Regions from separate parts of the Homo sapiens genome. Here region 1 is linked to region 2. The links are chromatin loops, found by intact Hi-C in ENCODE. Cell type or tissue: mammary epithelial cell. All regions are shown on one strand. Links, peaks and the distances in the headings refer to the core of each region. The heading gives the core; the rest is flanking DNA. Region 1 overlaps LOC124902793 (a long non-coding RNA gene). Region 2 has its middle 13 kb from the start of ST14.

Evidence for each region. Hi-C counts contacts between places; a loop is a spot of excess contacts. Peaks named below come from ENCODE experiments on the same cell type or tissue, not always from the same donor. Only the 100,000 strongest peaks of a DNase experiment are listed, where the experiment ranks them.
Region 1: a loop joins it to region 2, with 4 times the contacts of the local background. A loop is called at or near these places in 18 of 110 quality-filtered maps.

The regions. Positions count from the first base shown.
Region 1 is chr11:129,783,903-129,786,812 of GRCh38, reverse strand. The region is part of intron 1 of LOC124902793 (a long non-coding RNA gene); the gene reads left to right. Among named protein-coding and RNA genes, the nearest start is that of TMEM45B, 30 kb to the left of the region's middle. In mammary epithelial cell, for the core only: a CTCF peak has its summit at 1,231 (motif pointing left); no DNase peak of the experiment used is centred there.
Region 2 is chr11:130,145,222-130,148,131 of GRCh38, reverse strand. No RefSeq gene overlaps it. Among named protein-coding and RNA genes, the nearest start is that of ST14, 13 kb to the left of the region's middle. RefSeq lists enhancers at 1,237-1,286, 1,074-2,273 and a silencer at 2,344-2,638. In mammary epithelial cell, for the core only: a CTCF peak has its summit at 1,645 (motif pointing right); a DNase peak (open chromatin) is centred at 1,681; H3K27ac peaks cover 1,458 bases.

The DNA of each region.
Region 1 (2,910 bases), core at 149-2,648, 360 kb after region 2:
AAAAAAATATTGAGAGAACTTAAGACCTACGTAAAGAAGGCATATATTATGTTCATGTCTTGAAAGACTCACTGTAGTAATAATGTTAATCCTTTCCAAATTGATCCATAGAGCTGATGCAAATTCAATCAATCCTTGGTGTGTGTGTGTTAAACAATACACTGATGTCAAAAAACAAATACAGAAATGCACTTACATGTTTATCACAGCCTGTGAAAGCAGCCAGGAGGGAAGCTGTACCCTGCAAAGCCGCACGGGTGGAGCTGCCCAAGGCACTGGGAGCCCACCTCTTGCATCAGTACACCCTGGATGTGAAACATGGAGCCAAAGGTGATCATTTTGGAGCTTGAAGATTTGACTGCCTTGCTGGATTTCGGACTTGCATGGGGCCTGTAGCCCCTTCATTTTGACCAATTTCTCCAAATTTCTCCCATTTGGAATGGATGTATTTACCCAATGCCTGTACCCCTATTGTATTTAGGAAGTAACTAACTTGCTTTTGATTTTACAGGTTTATAGGTGGAAGGGACTTGCCTTATCTCAGATGAGATTTTGGACTGTGGACTTTCAAGTTAATGCTGCAATGATTTTGTAAAGACTCTGGGGGATCGTTGGGAAAGCGTGATTGGTTTTGAAATGTGAGAGCATTGTATTTGGGAGGGGTCAGGGACAGAATGATATGATTTGGCTGTGTCCCCAGCCAAATCTCATTTTGAATTGTAGCTCCCATACTTCCCACATGTTATGGGAGGGACCCAGTGGGAGTTAATTGAACCATGAGGGCGGGTTTTTCCCTATGATGTTCTTATGATAGTGAATAAGTCTCACAAGATCTGATGGTTTTAGAAAGGGGAGTTCCCCTGTACCTGCTCTCCTTTCCACCATGATTATGAGGCCTCCCCAGCTATGTGGAACTGTGAGTCCATTAAGCCTCTTTCCTTTATAAATTCTCAGGTATGTCTTTATTAGCAGCTTGAGAACAGATTAATACACCAAGTGAGTATCTTCCCTCTCCATTTGGGTTGTTTCTTCCCTCCATGTAAAAGCTCAGCACTGCCCAACATATTTAAACAGTTCCTTTATGAGACACGTTAATTTTCTTCTGCTGGAAGGCATACTGTGGGGACAGCCTATTAAGCCTCAAACCTCTTTTTCTAATTTCTGCCTGGGAAAAATTTGGAGTCAGAGGCCTTACCTAATATTTCATATCCTACAGTGCCACCTATTGGGATGGGATTTTTTTTTTTTCTCCATGGGGGCCCTATCGGCCCTTCATCCAAAACCTCTAGTTCCCCAATTCATCTGCCTCCTATGTCTATTAGGGACCAGGCTCCATGCCCCATCTGTAAACAGCAAAGCTCCACCTTTAACAGTTGAGAGGACAGCTATTCAATTCATATGTTCTTTTGAGACATCTGTTCTACATTCCACCTCCATTGGCATTTAAACAAAAAGGGGATTTTATGTTTGTAAGTCAATTGGTCCCACTCTCTGGGATTTCAATGTTTTGCTAGGGGCATAGCAAGGGAAGCCAGAGATAGTATTGAAACACTTCCTCCTTTAAAGGGTCTCACCCAAATACAACCTCTCCTGGACACCTAGGGTACCCTGGGAGCCTTATGGGCCAAGTGGTTCTAGGAAACCAGCAGGGCAAAGGGTTGGGGCCTAGTGCAGGTCACCATGACTAATCCTGCTGACTAGCTCCTCTATATCCATGGATGAAGGTCATGCTTGCATCCATGGGGCAGTGGCTATGATGGTCACTGGGACCCAGATGATGGGAGAAAATGGGTGAAGGGGGATGCCCTTTTGGCCTTCCCTTCCACGCTGGGTCGCCTCTTCCCTTTTTTCTAGATGGGTAACATCCCATCTTCAAGCCTTCGCTCCCCTCAAGTGTAACCTGGATCTCCTTTAACCCTCAGGCCCTGAAGTTTGCTCTGGGCAAGCCTCAACTTCACTCACAGAAGCCTTCCAGGATTTAACCCAAGTATTTAAACTGTCCTGGAAGAATGTACCAGGGAAAGAGAATCCAATGAGGAAAGTAGCAGTGCCCTTGGAGGATCCTAAATAGGACTATGATGATAGCATCTGAAAATGGAGAAGGAAACCCTTTCAAATGTGTATATTGGAGGGCTTGAAAGGGCTAAAGCCATACCTATTAACTATTCCAAGCTTTCCATGATAGATCAAAAACTAGATGAAAATCCCTCAACCATTTTTTTTTCTTTTGAGATGGAGTCTTCCTCTGTCACCCAGGCTGGAGTGCAATGGTGTGATCTTGGCTCACTGCAACTTCTGCCTCCTGAGTTCAAGTGATTATCCTGCCTCAGCCTTCTAAGTAGCTGAGATTACAGGCACTTGACACCATGCCTGGCTAATTTTTGTATTTTTAGCAGAGGTGGGGTTTCACCATGCTGGCCAGGATGGTCTCGAACTCCTGACCTCAAGTGATCCATCTGCCTCAGCCTCCCAAAGTGTTGGGATTTCAGACATGAGCCACCGCGCCTGGCCTCAATCTTTTTATTTCAATGAAGAGCAGGTTTATTACTCAGGCAGCTCCTGATATTGAAAGGAAGTTGCTGAAACAGGCCCTGTCCAAGATCTTTCTAATTTTTTCTCACCCTCAAGTTGAAACTTTACAGTATGTAAATGACACTCTCCTCTGTGTCCCAACTGAGGAAGTCTCAGGAAGGCACTGAGGCTCTCCTCAATTTCTTAGCTAAAAAGGGGATACAGGGTCTCAAAATCTAAAACTCAGTTCTGTCAGACTTCAGTAAAGTATCTAGGCTTAGTCTTATCAAAAGAGACGAGAGCACCAGGTGAGGAAAGGATTAAGCCCATTTCCTTTAACAGTTGAGGGGATTTTTAGGCATTGCAGGGTTTTGCAGACTGTGGGTACCTGGGTATGGT
Region 2 (2,910 bases), core at 185-2,684:
GCTTTGTACTGTTATTAAATAAAATTTGGAAAAAGTATTTCATCTTTTTTATGCCTTCCAAGTTTCTATTTATAATACATGCAGATAATTTTAAAATAACTATACATAGTTTAAAATAACTGTATATATAGTACACACTATAAATGTTTTATTGATGGAGGGCACTGCTCTAATCGGAAAGAGGCAGGGACTTCAAAATTTTAAGTTCAACCAAGCTGGGCACAGTGGTTTATGCCTTAATCCCAGCACTTGCAAAGCTGAGGTGGGTGGATCACTTGAGGTCAGCAGTTCCAGACCAGCCTGGCCAACATGGTGAAACCTTGTCTCTACTAAAAAACACAAAAATTAGCCAGGTGTGGTGGTGCACGCCTGTAATCCCAGCTACTCTGGAGGCTGAGGCACGAGAATCACTTGAACCCGGGAGGCTGAGGTTGCAGTGAGCCGTCACTGTACTCCAGCCTGGGCAACAGAGCAAGGTTCCGTCTCAAAAAAAAAAAAAAAAAATCAATCAGATCTGGGTTATCTTGTATCTTGGCCACAGATCTCTGACAGATTCCTCAAGAATGTCATGCCCCCAGCCAGGCGCGGTGGCTCACACCTGTAATCCCAGCACTTTGGGATGCCGAGGCGGGCAGATCACAAAGTCAGGAGATTGAGACCATCCTGGCTAATACGGTGAAACTCCATCTCTACTAAAAATACAAAAAATTAGTCAGGTGTCGTGGCACGCGCTTGTAGTCCCAGCTACTCAGGAGGCTGAAGCAGGAGAAATTGCTTGAACCCGGGAGGTGGAGGTTGCAGTGAGCCAAGATTGCGCCACTGCACTCCAGCCTGGGCGACAGAGTGAGACTCTGTCTCAAAAAAAAAAAAAAAAAAGTCATGTCCCATCCATTTCAAGGATTCTGGGGGCCGGGGGCGGGGGAACTCATGTCTCCTGTCACATTCTCTGGGTATCTGGGCTGCTCCACAGTGGAAATGCACTAACCAAGTCCATGGTTGCTACTGCCTGTCAAAAGTATGCAACCACAGAGGGCAGAACAGACACGACTTCCCCTTATTTCATAGGCGGTAACAGGAAAGATACCAGCTGACACCCATTTCCTTGTCTTATAAGGACCGCTTTACCCTTTGCCCCAGAAAAGAGTCCATTGTACATAACCACAGCATTTGGCTCTGCCCCTAACAGCGTGTGACCCTGTGGCCATGTTTCAGCTGTGAAATAATCAGGAGTCATAAGGTCCCTTCCAGTTCCCTGTATCCATTCTGTCTATGTCCATGACTTCAAAGTACCGCAAGACAGCATGTTCCTTTTTTAAATACTTTTTCACCTGCTCCTATGATAGTGGACCCTTGGGCCTCTCCAAAACTTAGGGACTCATTACATCCTCATCTGTACCTCCTAAAGAGCTTTGTCAGTTGTCACAGCAACAGAAACCAGAGATCAGGGCATCTGATGTCCTGGCTCAAACCTCAGCTGCTGAGCTCTGATTTGCAACTGAAAGCAGACAGGCAGGTAGGAGGACCTTCGCACCTGTCAGCACCAGCACCTGAGGCTGGCCGCAAGGTGGGCAGGGCCACATTCCCCAGAGGTCAAGGCTGAGTCACCAAGGCAGAAACCAGGAGCTTCTCTCAGTTCCCGGGAGGTGGGTGAGCCACCAGGGAGCAGAGTGGAGCCTGCCTAGGGTGAGGCCGCCTGGCAGCCCTGCCTCTCATTCATTTCCACGTCATCTCTCAGGCCTCCCCAGTTCTCAGCTAACCCCGACTGTCTCTGCAATGACCCCATTTGGGTAATGAACGTGTAAATAGAAACCACTGCACTTTCACCAGCCCCAAACTCCTCTCTAACCCATCAGCAACAGGAATGTGAGTAACAGGTAAGAGACTCGAGAGCTGAGCAGCTGGATGGGTATTGGCTGCCATGCCCCCGCCCCTGCCTCCCCCAGGACTGAAGTACACTGAATAAAGGAAGAACTCCCACCGAGCTGGGTTTGCATCTCTGCTCCACCCCTTACTGCTCCGTGGAAGACCTCAGCGTCATTTCTGGAAGAGGGGAATGCCTCAAAAGGTTAAGACTAAATGGAGCTGGGCATGGTGGCTCACGCCTGTAATCCCAGCACATTGAGAGGCCGAGGCGAGTGGATCATGAGGTCAGGAGTTCGAGACCAGCCTGGCCAACGTGGTGAAACCCTGTCTCTACCAAAAATACAAAAAAAAATTAGCCAGGCATGGTGGTGCACGCCTGTAGTCCCAGCTACTCGGGAGGCTGAGACAGAATTGCTTGAACCTATGAGGCAGAGGTTGCAGTGAGCTGAGATCGCGCCCCTGCACTCCAGCCTGGGCAACAGACTCTGTCTCAAAAAAAAAGAAAAAAAGACAAAAATGCGCCTCTGACTTGGAGGCAGCTAGTACATGGCAGGCACTAAAATCAATGAAGCTGGTCTGTTAGCTTTGAAATCAGAATGACCCTGAGATCAGTTTCCAGCTGATACTACAGAGGGTCAGGTGATAACACTCTTCAGAGCACTCCAGCAGAAACTGGTTTCAAAAAACAAAAAAGTTCCCTCTTCTTCAGGGCTTTCCTGGCAGCAACTTCAGTGACCAATGCAGGCAGAAGGGAGAGGCTGATGGGGAAGTGGTAATCATTATAAAGAACCAACCTGTTCACCTGGCTCACAAAATGCTTTCCTGGCTCATAAAACACTCCCTAGTCCAGTATCCTAGGGAAGATTCGTCACGTATGTACACACATGTACATCTACACACAGCTATATATGACATTACCTTGATAACTACTCTGTATATTTAAACTGGCATTAAACTAGGGTAGGGACTGAGATTTACCCCTGAATTGACCCTCTTCCCTGTAGCTGGGCATTAAAAAGATCTTAGCTCAGTAGATAAAACTGGGCC